Regions from separate parts of the Homo sapiens genome. Here region 2 is linked to region 1. Evidence: read pairs that join two places in POLR2A ChIA-PET (ENCODE). Cell type or tissue: OCI-LY7. All regions are shown on one strand.

Region 1 (8,000 bases):
TTACAGGCATAAGCCGCCGCACCCGGCCTGACTTTAACTTTCAGTGGCAAACTGAGATAGATTTTGCAGAGTCCAGACACCAAAATCTGGGGAGAATACAAGTGAGTTTCATGCCAGTCATAAAGCTGTAGGGCTAGTTATACCTCCCCACATTAGCTAATATACCTGATAGTTAAAATGTACCCCTCTGTTGTGCTCTTCTAATTTTTATTATTGAGCCAGATCAAGAGTATATCTCACTGCCTTACTTTACTTCAGGGGTCCTCAAACTTGTATGGGTTTCAGAACTTCTCGAGGAACTTGATAAAAATAAAAAGGCTCAGGATCTATCCTACTTCGAGAAGGCTGGGCCTCTGTGGGCTTTATGACCTCAACCAATGATTATGATAGGCACCAAATTTGAGAAGCACTACTTTAGTGTATGCTCTTAATGTTGACTTCCAGATCATTTCAGTTTCTTTTCATTGGTCTGTCTGATTACAGTTTCTTTCTGCATCAACTTATTCTTCATCCAGTCAACAAATCTGAACAAGTCCAAGTTTGTTAAAAGTAATAACAATGATAATGATAATGACTGTTTATCACAACGGACAAAAGTCTAAATTTCCTATGGTGCATTTAAGGCCCTTTCAAGACTTGCCCTTTGCAGTCTTCTCCCGTCAGTTTCATCACTCCGAATGACTTGCACTTTCCCCTAATGCAAAATGATTTCTCAGAGTCTGAGTTTTCTTATATTCACATATTCTTTCAAAAATTATTTACTGAGCTCTTACTGCCTGTACAGCACTGGATCTAACACTGAGGCTAAAGTAGTGAAGAGACGGAAATCATGCCAGTTCTCAAAAAGTGAAAAACATAAGAACAACAAACACATTTAACTTAATTAGAATTGAGATAAATACTGTAAAGAGTAACTGTCGGGTGTCGTGACAGCATATAACAGGGACCTCGTTTGGTCTAGGAATTTTCATGGGCAGCTTTCTCAAGGAAGTAATTGTTGAGCTAATGCTTGAAGTATGGATATAAATCATCAACATAAATGACAGGCGGTTCAGAGGAATATTAAAGACAGGGAATAGAACGTGCAAAGGTCTTGGAGTCAAAGAAGAATAACTTTTCAAGGAACTAAAAGTAGATTATATAAGTTAACATAAAAAAAGAGAAGTTCATTAGCTAGAGACAAAGTTCATGAAACGGGCAGTCTATGTAAGAACTTGTTAGCCATGTTTTTTTTTTTACCCTAGGGAAAATCGAGAGTGAAAAAATAGTTGTAAGCAGAGAATTGTCTCAGATTTGCATTTTAATGATCATTCTGACCCCAGTGTAGAGAATGGATTAGATGATGAAAAGCACAGATGATATACTACTTTACAGGAGGTTATTGCAAGCAGCCTGGAAGAAAACAGTTAGTGATTGGATTAGACTTTACACATTAGAGTGGTAGTAAGAAAAATGATGAGGGAGGACAGATTGAACATATGCTTTTCATTCTACTCAGATAATCATGGTTTTCCCCATCTCTCTCTTGGTTTCATCCACAATGCCTAGATTAAATTCAGGGTTCCTTTAGCATTGAGTATTTACTATTGCTACATTTTAAATATCGGTTATACACCTTTCTCCTTATACTAGAATATATGTGTGTGTGTGTGTGTGTGTGTGTGTGTGTGTGTGTGTGTATGTATATAGACTTTTTTTTTTTGAGATGGAGTTTCAGTCTTGTTGCCCAGGCTGGGTGCGATGGTGCAATCTCGGCTCACTGCAACCTCCACCTACTGGGTTCAAGCAATTCACCTGCCTCAGCCTCCTGAGTAGCTGGGATTACAGGCATGCACCACCAAGCCCAGCTAATTTTGTATTTTTAGTAGAGATGGGGTTTCTCCATGTTTGTGAGGCTGGTCTTGAACTCCCGACCTCAGGTGATCCACCCACCTTGGCCTCACAAAGTGCTGGGATTACAGGCGTGAGCCACCACGCCTGCCTAGAATATAAATTATTAAGGGTACATGTGTGTTTTATTTATCTATTACATCCACTGCCTGACTGATTCTATGTTTTAATATTTTAATGAATCGACCATGAGTTGACCAACCATGTGATCTTAGGCAGGTTAACCACTGTGATCTCCATTTTATCACTTAATAAGTAATCTCATCCCCTCACCCACTGTGAGCCCTTTGAGCCAAATCCTGGCAAGAAACTATCACTTTCTTGGCACGAAAAGTATGCTAAAGTCGAATTGGACAGATCCCAGCACGAAAGATTCAACTGAAAATTATTTAATGAAGGAACTTTTTATTGATGTTGGGGCAAGGTTCAGGGACCAACAAGAATATATGAGGCACTCAGGAACTCTGATGTCAGGAAACCTTTATCACCCCTACCCAGAAAGAGATAAGGGTGAGGGACAGTGTTAATGAAGCCTAGTTGAAGGATGGAGTTGTGGATGTTGGCCTGTCCAAGAGTAGTTGTGGCCATAATAAGAACAGCCACTGCTAGGACCATGGCAGGTAATGAGATGGGAGTGGAAGGGATCTTGTACACAAATCTTCCTCTTTTCCCAGCTGTCAATTTCTTTCCAGCCTGTCATTGGCTGAGCACATTTGAAAGCCAAATGGCAAGGAAATCCAGGTGATTTTGCTTTTGAGGTCAATCTTCCAGGCCGCTGAGCAAAGTATAGGAAAAGGAAGGATGGATCTAGGGAGGCAAATGGGGAATAATGAGAAAGAGAGAAAAGATTTACACAACTAACTCTTCAAGAAAACCATGAGATATTGAATTTAGTGGACCAAAGAAGTGACTCTAATGAATAATAATGTGGGCCAGATATGAACAAAAATAATTCAGAATGTGGAGTACTGAGACAGGGGATTACAGAACCATGGAAATAATGGCAAGAAAGGATGAAGGAATTGAGCAAAGGGAAACACAATCTAGCCAGAGGCTCAGGCCTGAATCTTTTGCCATCTTTCACATTTATGTCCACATCTGTATTTGAAGAGCAATAAGACCCTTTCCAGTCAAAAAATTAAGTGACCTCAATATTAAGACAAGTTTACGTAATGCTATTATAACTGTAATAAGATACCTCTCTACCACTACAACTCAGAGACTCAGGTCTCATATACTCTATTTATTGAAAATGAAACCACCTGTGCAAAATTATAACTGAGGAAATTATGACCGAAAGAAATCAGACCTAACTGACTCTGTCTTGCTTCTAACTTTTAAGCTGTCCTTGCTCATTCCTGGGCATAGGTCGAACTAACTTTGGGAAGGAATTCCGTTCATTGTTTGACTCTGAAACAAAATTGATAAAAGCCCTTTGCCAAAAAGACTCCCTTCTTATCTGGGGTCAAGTCTGCCTTTTCAGGACTAACAAATTAGCTACAAGATCAGAAATTACAATTTAGGGGTCATGCAACCTCTGGCTCCAAGAGTCTGAACCTCCTTAAATTGCTCTTGGAGATAACATCACTATTGTAAAACCTAAGATGAGTGCTTGAAATATTTTGCAGACCCTGCACTCCATGGATCAGCTCACACCACCCAGACCAGTAATCTGACCCAAGAACAGAAGACATTAAGAAAACCTAATTTCAACCCCCTATGATTCCATCTCCAACCTGACCAGCCAGCATTCCCCACTTCCCAAGCCCCTACCCACCAAATTATCTTTTAAAACTCTGATCCCAAATGCTCAGGGAGACTGATTTGAGTAACAATAAAACTCCGGTGTCCCACACAGTTGGCTCTGCGTGAATTACTCTTTCTCCGTTGCAATTCCCCTGCCTTGGATAAATCAGTTCTGTCTAGGCAGCAGGCAAGGTGACCCCTTCAGGCAGTTACAAAAACTCTATGATCTAGGAGTATGAAACCAAATGAAATTTGGTATATCCAATATCAATTGAAAGATTCTTCATATTGATACACATAATTACTATTGATCTACTATCTAGGAGAATTTACTCTTTGTTAGGGGAGATTAGAGGCTTTATAGATCTCACTGTCTCATACTATAAAAACAACACATAGATGATATTGTAATGCACAACTTTCTGGAAGAGCGCCTGTGGCCTAAAGAGAAACGTTAACACAAGTAACACACCCTACATGGCACAGATAGAAAGTGGAAAAGCCAGGGTTCACATTCAAGTCTCTGACTCGGCAGCCCTTAGTCTTTCTTCTATATATTATAGTCTAATGAAGCAATGGAGCTGCCTATATATTAAGGAGTAATATTGATGAATTCTATGTTTAGCTATAAGAACACTAATGGAATTTTCTAATTACTTGGGAAAAATATCAGAAGAGATGGAAATGTTGAGCTAATTGGTTTATGGAAATGAGATAGCTTGGTTAGGCAAGAATTCGTGATATCCAATGGGTGTTTATTACGGAGGGAGATAAGCCTCACCTAGAGTACTTGGGAGAGCAGGCTGGACCTGAAAAGTGTGGTTTCCACAGAATGGAAAGATTGGTGGTGAGATTGTAAAAGGAGCTATTTAGCCATGAGCAATTGTTCTTAAGAAGGTGTGCTTTGTAAGTCTGCCTTCCCAGCAAACCTCAGATATTTCCTTGCATCATTTACCTACTTGTTTTATTGACTCATACAATTCTTTATTTAATTTAAAAAGCATTTTCTACATCCCATGCCCACTTCTAGGTTCTGGAGGATATACAGTCAAAATGACACGCTCCTTCACCTTCACAGAGTGTTCATATTTGGTGAGAGACACAGAGTCATGCCCCAGCAAATGTAATCCTGTATGACAGGTGCTAGGATATTTGCTGAGGATGCTTTGGAAGTACAGATAAAAAAATATATCTTTATCATTAAAAGGTTGGGAACATTCCTTTTAAACATCTTGAAGGATGAAAATTAACTGGGTAGAGAAAAAAAAGTAAGATTTTAAGTAGAAAGAATGACACCTATGGAGGCCATGAGGACAGAGGCAATTTTTTTTTCTTTTTGAAATCACTTTGCTTTATTGCAGAAACATCAAAGACTTTTACTGAATAGCTAACAGAAGGCTATGGTATGTATACAACAGAGTCCTCTTTTCAAAGAATAGCAATCAGTTTCTATTTTCTGTTCATTCAAATAAAAGCTGATGTTCCTGATGGTTTTGAAAGAACATCAGTACTTTTCTGTGTGAGCTACTTTATGTGAATGAGTATATTTAAAAAGTTTAGGCCAGGTGCGGTGGCTCATGCCTGCAATCCCAACACTTTGGGAGTCCGAGGCAGGTGGGTCACTTGAGTTCAGGAGCTTAAGACCAGCTTGGGCAACATGGTGAAAATTGAAAATATGTCTCCACCAAAAATACAAAAATATCAGCAAGATGTGGTGGCACGCACCTGTAGTCCCAGCTACTTGGAAGGCTGAGGTGGGAGGATTGCCCGAGACTGGGAGGCGGAGGTTGCAGTGAGCCGAGGTCACACCACTGTACTCCAGCCTGGGCGACAGAGTGAGACCTCATCTCAAATAATAAAATAAAATAAAATTTAAATTAAAAAAAGTTTAAATGACAAGACAAAACAGATAGCTGTCTTGTATGCGATAGACCTTACAATGTGAGATGGGGCATTCTGTTTTGTTTTTTTTTGGTTTTTTTTTTGTTTTTTTTTTTTTTTTTTTTTTTTGAGACAGTCTCACACTGTTATCCAGGCTGTAGTGCAGCGGTGCGATTTCCACTCACTGCAACCTCTGCCTCCCGGGTTCAAGCAATGCTCCTGCCTCAGCCTCCAGAGTAGCTGGGATTACAAGCACCCACCACCATGCATGGCTAGTTTTTTGTATTTTTACCAGTGATGGGGTTTCACTATGTTGGCCAGGCTGGTCTTGAACTCTTGACCTCATGATCCACCGGCCTCAGTTTCCCAAAGTGTTGGGATTACAGGCGTGAGCTACCACACCCAGCCCGGGGCATTCTTTTTTTTTTTTTTTTTTTTGAGACAGGTTCTCTCTCTGTCTCCCATGCTGAAATGCAATGGCATGATCATAGCTCACTGGAGCCTCAACCTCCTAGCTCAAGCAATCCTCCCACCTCAGCCTTCCGATCCTCCTACCTCAGCCTTCTGGGCAGCAGGGGCTACAGGCGCACACCACCATGCCCCACTAAATTTTTTTTTGTTTGTTTTTTAACGTATAAGTGGGATCTTGCTATATTTCCTCGGCTGGTTTTGAAGTCCTGGTCTCAAGCCATCCTCCCACCTCAGCCTCCCAAAGTGCTGGAATTACATGCATGGGCCACCATGCCCAGCCAACAAGATTTTCTTTATGTTATGTGAAGTCTAGTTTTGCAAGATTTTAATAAGTATTCCATGAAGAAAAAGAAATGCAGTCAAATAAATTTGAGAAATACTGGTTTAAACACCTGAGGTCAAGAGTTCCCTGGCCAAACCCCGTTTCTACGAAAAATGCAAAAGTAGCCAGGCATGGTGGCATGCCCCTGTAATCCCAGCTATTCAGGAGGCTGAGGTGGGAGAATTGCTTGAACCCGGTAGGCAGAGGCTGCAGTGAGCCAAGATCGCACCATTGCTCTCCAACCTGGGTGACAGAGTGAGATCCCATCTTAAAAAAAAATAAAAATAAAAATAAATAAAGAATGAAAGACACTTAATGGCATGATACACATTACAATGTATACCATACTATGTTAAGTGCCATTTACCTAAGTGTGTTTCTCAGAACATTAGTTCTACATAACATCTACTGTAAAATGTTCCAAAGTTAAATATATTTGAGGAATGTTACACCCTTACCCTTCTTTCAGAAATGTATGATAATATTAGAACACTAAAGGCTCCAACAAGTTCTGGAAGAGGCAAACATTTTGATATGAGTGGAGAGGAAGGTGCTTATGGCACAAGGATGGAAGATAAACCCAGAGAAGCAGGCAATGCCAAATCTTGAAGGCGATTGTATACCTTGCTCAGGAATCTGACCATAACCATGAATCTTTGGGAAGCAGCTGAATGATTTAAATCAGCAGAAAGATAAAATCAGATCCAAACTTAGTAAAGACCACATTGGATACAATGTGAAAAGGAGCAAGGAGGACCTCCAGGCAGAAGGCCCAGAGACCAGTTGGATAGGTTGGTTCCAAACCTGAGTGATTGTGTAAGTGGTTATGATAATAACTGATATGGGAGTAGAGGAAGAGGAGCAGGCTGAATTAGATAAAATAAGGACATTTCAACTTAATTATTTTTCCGTAAGTTCTCATCTTCTTTCCTTTAACATGTTAAGAAATAAAAAAAGGTTATATATATATATATATATGTATATATATATATATAATTAATAAAGAGTATATACAATTGTGGCATATTAATTTTTTGGCCCTGAACTAACATAGGCTCCCAGGGAACTGTGTTTATTTACATGCACAGAAGAGGCAGAGATGAACCAGTCTAGCCCTTAGCGACAAGAGTGGTGATAGTCACCCATTCTCACCTCTTGCTCACTAATCCCACTCCCCATGATTTCCAAAAATAAGAAGGCACCTCTTCACACTCACTCAGTGACAATATTTGCAGGAAAAGAGACCTAAGTCTTTATTAGGAATGAATGAACTCACCAAGAATATGGTTTTTACTTTGGTACACTTACCTTTTGCCAAGTAGTGTCTGTTATGCCAAGATCCACACTAGCAGGCAGCATGCAGGAGGAAAAAGCAGCTTCTCTGCCACTTCGGAATGGCTTTCTTTCCTACCTCACTGAAGATAAGAGACATTATTGATTTTATTAGGGTAGTTCAATTAGCAGAGCAAACAGATTTCTAGACTGGAGAAAAGGCTAAGTGACTTTTGTCCTTGATCTAGAGAAATTACCTGGCAACCCGCACTTCACTTTCTGTCATAAATAAGCCTGGTGGTGAGTGATGTGTTATTTAAATGAGTGAGTCCCAAACCTAGGTGAGTCTGATGTGGTTTGCGAACCACTGGTACAAATACAGATCATAGGAAGCTTTTTAAGTGCATGTAATTCATTT
Region 2 (8,000 bases), 250 kb after region 1:
TAGCTTTATTGAAAACTTTAAACTGATTGCTATGGATTCTGTTGATCCCAACACTTTCTATACTCCAAACTCACTAAAGCTGCCATATACACCTTGATCTTTGCGCCCAATCAATGCTGTTTCTAAAATAACATCTGGATACTCTGTTTTACGACTGACTCAGTAATGTTACAAGTTTGATTTTTTTTGTTTTTTATGACATAAAATTATGTAAATGAATATACCATAGATAAGTCTACATACCCTATTCCATCTATATGCCTCTGCACTGATAGCAGTAGAATAGTCACTAGCAAATTGCACCTAATCGAGGACTTTTCAATTGCCTTGAAGTAACCAGAGAGAAACTAGGTCAAAAGCTTAATAGAGTTGCTTTCTCTGCCCTTCACTTAGCATCAATAGAGTGATTTTCCTTGCTCTTAAAAAGCCCTGTAAAGCTAGATATTAAGTCCCTCATATTAAGGGAAGAGAGCAATGTTTAAATTTTACCTAAAGGATATGCTCCTATTGAGAAAAATGTGATTTAAAACATGAATGATTGAAACTTCCAGTGACTAGTATACAAACTCTAAAGCTCCAAGTTTAGATTAAGGTTTATTTAACTGGACACAGCAGCATCAATATACAACTTTATTTACAATCCAGAGTTATGGCTGTCAATTTTTTGCAGTCTTCATTTATTTACTTTTATTTTTTAAAATTCTTTAATATGACAAATATTTATGTAACTCCTACTTCATGTTAGCATCCATGTTCCCTGCCTTTGTGAGGCTTTCATGCCTTTGTGAGACTTTTAGATGAACCAAAAGTACAAATGCAGATTGTGAGAAAATGCTATAAAAATTAACGAGGTCAATAGACATTGAATAGGAGGATCCTGAGTTAACTTAGGTGTTCAGGCAAATGAACAGTGGAGGAAAAGCATTCCAAGGAAGAAGAAACAGCATGTGTAAAGATTTTCTGGCAGAAAACAACAACAACAAAATAAGATCTACTCTAAGAAGGGAAAGAAGGCCTCTGAAATGAGGAGCAGAGTGATCCAGAGTTAAGATGGAAAGGCACACAGGTCCTCTTTTCCCATGATCTATGGTTTCTCAAAGGCAGTTGAGATCAATTTCCAAATGCGTATTCTCTATGCCCTACCTGACAGTTCACTAGATGAAGGAATAGATGTTGTTATTACAGAGTTTGGTAAGAGAATAGGCAGCGTAATTTAACTTTCCTTTTCTATTCTGTTAGCACTATTCAAAGTCTTAAATCTCCCAGTCCAGCAGCCTTTTCCTCAGGATGACTTAACAAAAGACAAATAAAAAAGTACAGTGGTGTGTTGAGAGGGGAACCATTATTTTCTGAAGTCAGTTGACAGAAGGCTTCCAAGGTCTTACTGATTTAATAGATCACAGTCACTCCTGTGGGTGCACTTCTCTCCATTAGGTCTTCAATCCACACTGTATTATATTCTGAAATGAGCCTTCCTGGGATAGATTTGTCCCCATGATGGATAATCATGTAAATCCTGGCAGGTGACCAAGTATGTCTCTAGAGGGGTGACTCTGGAAGCAGCTGTTCCACAGCAGCATAACCCAAAAATCTAGCTTAGACACTGGAGACAAAGCCCAAAGCTCTATGTGAGAGTCCCTGTTTGTTTGGCAGTTTCATTGTCCACGCCTCCAAAAGGCCATCAAATTATGAGGCAGGGGAAATCATGAGAGACAGGATGGATCAATAGTCTGACTTGTCAGCAGTAGGCTTTTGATGGCTTCTCTTGTGTACATTAGCATCAGGGGTACAAAAGTTCTGAAAAATATATTTTCTTTTGTCAATGCCCTAATGAGAGCACATATGTCATAGAAAGAGAAGAACCCTGTATATTGGTCTCATGGTTTAGTTTTTCCTCCCTCTTTTTAAAATTTCTTTCCACTGTACCACTTGTAATACTCTTTATGTGGTTTCTATTTAACTGACCATGTACTTGTAAAGACTAGAAATAAAATAATAATTAGCTACCTGCATGTGCTAGAAGTTAATATGATGTTAGATCTCTGACATACGTTGATTATAAAGGTGCTTTTAATGGTTTGTATCTTGGAAGGATTTAGAGCTCGTGGTGTTAAAAAAAAAAAAAAAAAGTAAAGATGTCTTGTCCAGCACTCAGGGTGTTGTGACTGAATATGACTTCAACCTCGCAGTGAAATTTAAGAGTACATCCATTTTAGCTCATCTAATGAAAATATGATAAAAATGTTTATATTAACTGAAAAATCCAATGGATAAATGCACTAACATAAAATAACAAAAGGTGCATTGAGAGACATTGGAAGTTATTCTTTAAATATTTGAGATCATGTGGTTCTTTCAGAGGTGATTTTAGCAGTACTTCTCTGGACTGGCAGGTGGGCAAGTTTGCTCATGTGGCATTTTCAAAATGCACATTCAAATTATGCCATTTATAGAGGTCCACTCCTCTTTCCACAAACCCCTGCCTCTTTGAGTAAAACTGTCCTAGTGACTCATCTAAAAATGGGAGCGGATCACATCATGCTGTTGGCGCCCTGGGCTTTTTCAAGGAACTCCCAGCTTGAAACCTAGGAAACTTTCGGAATATGAGCAGGGGAACTTATCTTTCTATTGTTGATGCAAAGCATTGATTTACTTTTTAAATTGTTTATTTTATGAACACAGTGAGAAACTCAGCTATAAAGCTGTGTCATCATACCAGTGACTTCCATAAACTCAAAATCACTGATTGAACACTTTGGACAAGCCTTCTCAATATTCATCTGTGGCTTGACATTTTAGACTGGAAAGTTTGTTTGAGAAAATACTCCTAATAATCAACAGCACAAAGCTTCTTCATGACTGAAAAGAAGGGTCTTCTTAGAAAGATTGTGATAAGAAGACTGAAAGAAGTCGCCTACATCCAGTTCCCTTATAAATAAAACTATAGTTTGTACTATGATCACTAGACACCTACCAGAAATTCCAATCCTGATGTTCAATTGACATAAAATTTACCTGCTGTAGATTACATTGAATTTTTATGTCTAGAAAGTTTGCCCACTGATGGGACTTTTCTGTCATAGGCATAAACCTTTTCATCAAAGTTGCCAGAGGAATCCATTAGAGTTTAACCAATTTGCTTGAAACTTTCTGTTCAGTTTTTTAACTGGTATGTATCAAAAGGGAAGACAGGGATATACCTATATAGACTGAAATATCCATATGGGATATGCATATAGGACTTCCAAACATCTAAGAAATAAAGAGAAGAAAGTTGTTATTACTCATTATTATAGCTGTAGTAATGGGTATTTTAGGATCCTTCAAATCCTGTTGACTAACACATAAAATTACCTCTGGCAAATAAAATACTTTTTGTTTTCTGGATCCAAAAAAAGATACCACTGTTTTTAAAATATCCATTTTTCTTCACTGTAATTCTCTTTTTGAGTATTTAACATGGACTTATGGATAGTTAACCAGGCAAATGTGACAGCAGCAAGATCTCCCAGGACGCACATTATGGTAAATCTGGCCCAGACTCTGCTGCCGTCTTTTTCTTTGAGACAATGCACCTGCTTCTCTAGAAGCATATATTCTATAGAAGGGGATGAATAAATTGTTGTGCAAAGAAAATGAAGTTTAAAATCTAATGCTATCTCCGAACTTTGTGAGAATCAGTGCTATATATGGGTCAACTAGAAGATACAGAATTTGCCTGAAACTACTAAACCAAGATAAAAACAAAGAAACAAAGAAACCTTTTTTTTTTTTCAGCTGCAGTTATTTGCCTTTCGTACTGCGTTTCCCATTCTTTCACTTTCATTTCATCCAGGCACCTTGCAAGGCACAGTAATGAAGAGGATATGGGGTCTCCTTGACTTAATGGAACCAACAGTTTAGGTGGCAGTCCAACCTGAGACTAAATAATAAGCAAAAACTCCTCCTCCTTCCTTTCCCTGCCAAATTGACTTATGTCATTTTAAGTTCACTATTACAGGCCTTTTAATTATCCAATGAAACACTTGCTCAAGACTTCTCCTAGCACCAACTACCTAAAAAATATGTTTGTCTTCTAATCTACTTCCTCATCTCCCATTCCTGTCTGCTAATCTCATCATTTTTTCCTCCTTATTTTTTAATTTAATTTAATTTAATTTAATTTAATTTTTGAGACTGAGTCTCGCTCTGTCGCCTAAGCTGGAATGCAGTGGCACGATCTCGGCTCACTGCAACCTCCACCTCCTAAGTTCAAGCAATTCTCCCTTCCTCCCCTCCTGAGTAGCTGGGATTACAGGCATGCACCACCAAGCACCACCAAGCCCCTCTAATTTTTATAATTTTAGTAGAGACAGGGTTTCACCATGTTGGCCAGGCTGGTCTCCAACTCCTGACCTCAAGTGATCTGCCCGCCTCAGCCTCCCAAAGTGTTGGGATTACAGCCATGAGCCACTGCACTGGGCTGTTTCCTCTTTTTTTAATAACTTTTTTTTGTTACCTTTCTAGGGAACCAATATATATTTAATGGGATTGTCTGGAGACAGTAGCTCAATTCCAATGGCTGGCTACAAAATAAGGCATTTAGGGATTCAAAGCAATCTGGCAAGAAAGTTGTTAAGGTTTCTTTTCGTTTCTCTCACAACTCCCAAATGTGAAATCACATTTGTAACCTGAATAGAGAAGTTGGATTTTTTCCCTTTGCATTGTACTATAAACTAATAAATTTTCTAACCAGACCAGAAATATTATTACAAATAGTTTAACAATATTTTTCAGCAGACTCTGTCAAAGTAACTTATTTTTTAAAAAAAACAGGATTTGGTTAATCTACCTACTTTTTTATTCTTTTGTAGCTTATATCCCTCTACTTTCCCCAAAGGGGGAAAATGATATTGCGTAAAAGTTTTATAATACATTTGACTGAAAAAAAAAAGAATCAGTCATCGTATTTTAGCATTACATTTAGTTCTGAAACTAATATGGTTTATAGAACATAGGATAATATTGTCCAGTCAAAAGATATGGTCATTTTGGCCCAGTGGCTCACGCCTAATCCCAACATACTGACATTTTGGGAGGCCAAGTTGGGAGGATCACTTGAGGCTAGGAGATTGAGACCAGCCCAGGCAACATTATGAGATCCCATCTCTACCAAAAAAAAAAAAAAATCATATATATACATATATATATATATATATGATTACTTAGTAGAGACATTTTCGAAGTAAAGTATTTTTTAAGATTCTGTGGGATCAAAAAAGTATTTGTTCACTTTTACCCACTGGTGTGCTGGTAAACTAGCTCCAAACATCCATCCCCAAGGAAAAGTCCTGATTTGTAGCACTTGCCTATACCCATGATGTAAATACTATGCGGATGATTTCTAGCCACCAACATGAAGTCACTAAACACAGAACTGGGGAGAGGTATACATAACTGACTCCCAGGATGAACTGGCTGCAGCACAACACAGGGGTTATTCTCCCTGTGAAGTTTTCCTCAACTTGGGTGTTTCAGCTGAGGTAGAAGTGGAGGGGAGAGGAGTAGGGGCTGGGGAGAATATTAGCCAAGCCATGACCAGCAAGAATATCTCACACTGATGAGGTTGCACTGAAGCCAGATCATCCCTGGTGGAACTCCTGCCATTTCTCTTTTCCTTTAGTTGAGCAAGTATTCCCTCTGAAGCCTATTGTAAAACCTTATCTCTATTTCAGATTTTTAAATAGCAAATGATTAGCTTTCCTAAAATGTGATTCTGCTAAATAAAAACAGCAGGTGAAAAGTTGATTTTAAAGTTTCAGGTCATATGTGTGAAATCCTAGGAACAATTCTTGAGGGGGTCTATTATTTGTTTTTAGATGAAAATTCATGAAAACACTATCATGAATGCAAACCCCAAGGCACTTGTATTACCAGAACAGACCCTCTTGCCTGAAGCAGTATGCAAGGTTTGCAGAGTCTGCAGGGAAGCAGTGAGGATCAGGACAGCAGAAGGGGAAAGCAGAAGTGGTTTCCAAGCCAAAGGACCAGGAGCTGCTTTCACACTAAAATTTACTTCTTTTTATTTTCCTGGTTGCTTCAGGACAATACCCATCAAAGTCTCATAACGTGCGTGTTCTTCCTCTTTCCAGAATCCCTGCAGGAGCCCTGATCAGAGCTGGGGTTTGGTGAGGCAGGGTGTTGTGAGTGACAAGCAGCAGAGCAAAGGGAAAAATGCCTTCAGTTCCCACGCTTCCTCTCTGCCCTCTAGGACCAGGATGTCTCTTCATTATCACTGCTTGCAGAGCCCCATGCCAGTTTCCCATCCCTGAGTCCCTATCCCTCATCCTCCCCTGTTCCTCACTCCAGCCTTCATGGCCCTGTCCTCCCAGTATGGTAAGCTTGAGCTAAGATGCCCCCTTGTCCCTGCATGCACACACACACACACACACACACACACACACACACACATCATTCCTCTGCCAAGTCCGCTGAAAGAATGAGGAATTGGATTGCCTTCTGCAGGGAGCTTTGGGCAGGTGTATGTCTGGCATCCCAGATATTATTCTTATTGGAACAATAGAACATCATGAGTTTGCATGCTGAAGTCTATGATTCAGGGTCATTATGGATAATGTCAGCTTCTGTGAGTGCCTGACTCCTATTACATCACTGAGAACACGTATAGACTGCTGCCAACATATTTTGGAAACACAGCTGTTTTCTAAGCTGTTGATTCACTGACATCTCAACCAGCCACTGAATTCTACACCTAAACTTGCTTGTATTGTTCTCTAATTATTATATTTGTGTTTGTCTTTTCTACTAATTTAGACATCAAATGCTGAATATTATACTTTTGTCTCAAGGTGGTAAATATTTACTGACAGACTGGTAACATGATGAGTCTTACATATTTTTTTAGTGTTCTCTGCCAGACAGACAAGCTGAGTGTAACATTGCTTACTGAGTTCCAAATTGTTTTAAATTCCTTTCATGGGAGGTAGGTGACCTGTTACTCCTGTGAAAGAGGGTGGATATTACTTGAGAACCCTCAAAGTCATTCTTAAAGCCTAACTCCATGTCTCAAATTGCACTCAGATGGCCCAAAGGCCTGATTCCAGCCTGTCGTGGTTGCATCATCTTTCACTTGAACGTGCAAGGACGAATACAGGTGCAGAGCTGGTTCAATCATAACTTTGATCAGACCAATCAAGCACATGTGATGTATAAGACAACATGATCCATAGAGCACTGGTATTATCAATTGCTCCATGTGTCACACAGTAGGTCCCTGGTTGTTTGGTTGCAGCTGAAAATTACTTTCAGAATGGTTGTGAAGAGTGTGTGTGAATATAGCTGTCCATCAGCTCCGGACCATGGAGAAAGTCATCAGTGGAACAGAAACACCAGTGTAAGGGGTTTGCTTTGTTTCTTAAGCTGGCCTTTAGTCCAGTTGCCTTAGAACTTAAACTTCCTATCTTACAGACCAGTCGTTAAGGTGAAGCCAAGTCTTTTCTCTTTGTCCATCAAAGGCTGATCCACGGAGTTCACTGGTCACAAAACTGTCTTCTACAATCAGGGATTGCATTTTAAATAAAATTCATGTAGTAGTCTTAACATAAGCATGTCTCAAGCATGGTTACCTCTCAAAATAAATGGTCTTAAGGCAATGGCAACCTAGAGGAGGTGCCCTCTGTCTTTCATATCCTGGTCTGATTTGTTGTATAGATGACAGTATGGAAGCTTGAATAAGGAACAGCTGAACAGAAGATGCCTTCCTGTGAACCTGGGGTTATCCCTATAGTGAAGCCTCTTCTCTTGAAGATAAAATGGAGTAAAAATAGTTTGAATGAAAGAGTCCACCTCTGGAAGCTGCAGCAGGCACCAGAGTAGGGAATTATATTCATTGACTGGACAGACATCTATTAGCTACTACTGTCTGTCGTGTACTAGACACTATTCTAGGCACTGGGTACTGAGCAGTAACTAGCACAGAGAACCAGCCCAGAGTTCTGAAC

What was found. ChIA-PET counts read pairs that join two places held together with the same protein. Peaks named below come from ENCODE experiments on the same cell type or tissue, not always from the same donor. Only the 100,000 strongest peaks of a DNase experiment are listed, where the experiment ranks them.
Region 2: POLR2A ChIA-PET joins it to region 1 with 13 read pairs; 2 of 35 experiments call an interaction of 5 or more read pairs at or near these places.

Annotation. Positions count from the first base shown.
Region 1 is chr2:40,540,057-40,548,056 of GRCh38, reverse strand. It overlaps LOC101929667 (a long non-coding RNA gene), which reads right to left. Exons shown (of 5, transcript XR_007086295.1): 4 at 7,619-7,725. Among named protein-coding and RNA genes, the nearest start is that of SLC8A1, 92 kb to the right of the region's middle. In OCI-LY7, no CTCF peak of the experiment used is centred here; no DNase peak of the experiment used is centred here.
Region 2 is chr2:40,286,033-40,294,032 of GRCh38, reverse strand. The region is part of intron 2 of SLC8A1 (solute carrier family 8 member A1); the gene reads left to right. Among named protein-coding and RNA genes, the nearest start is that of SLC8A1, 160 kb to the left of the region's middle. In OCI-LY7, no CTCF peak of the experiment used is centred here; a DNase peak (open chromatin) is centred at 3,842; H3K4me3 peaks cover 830 bases.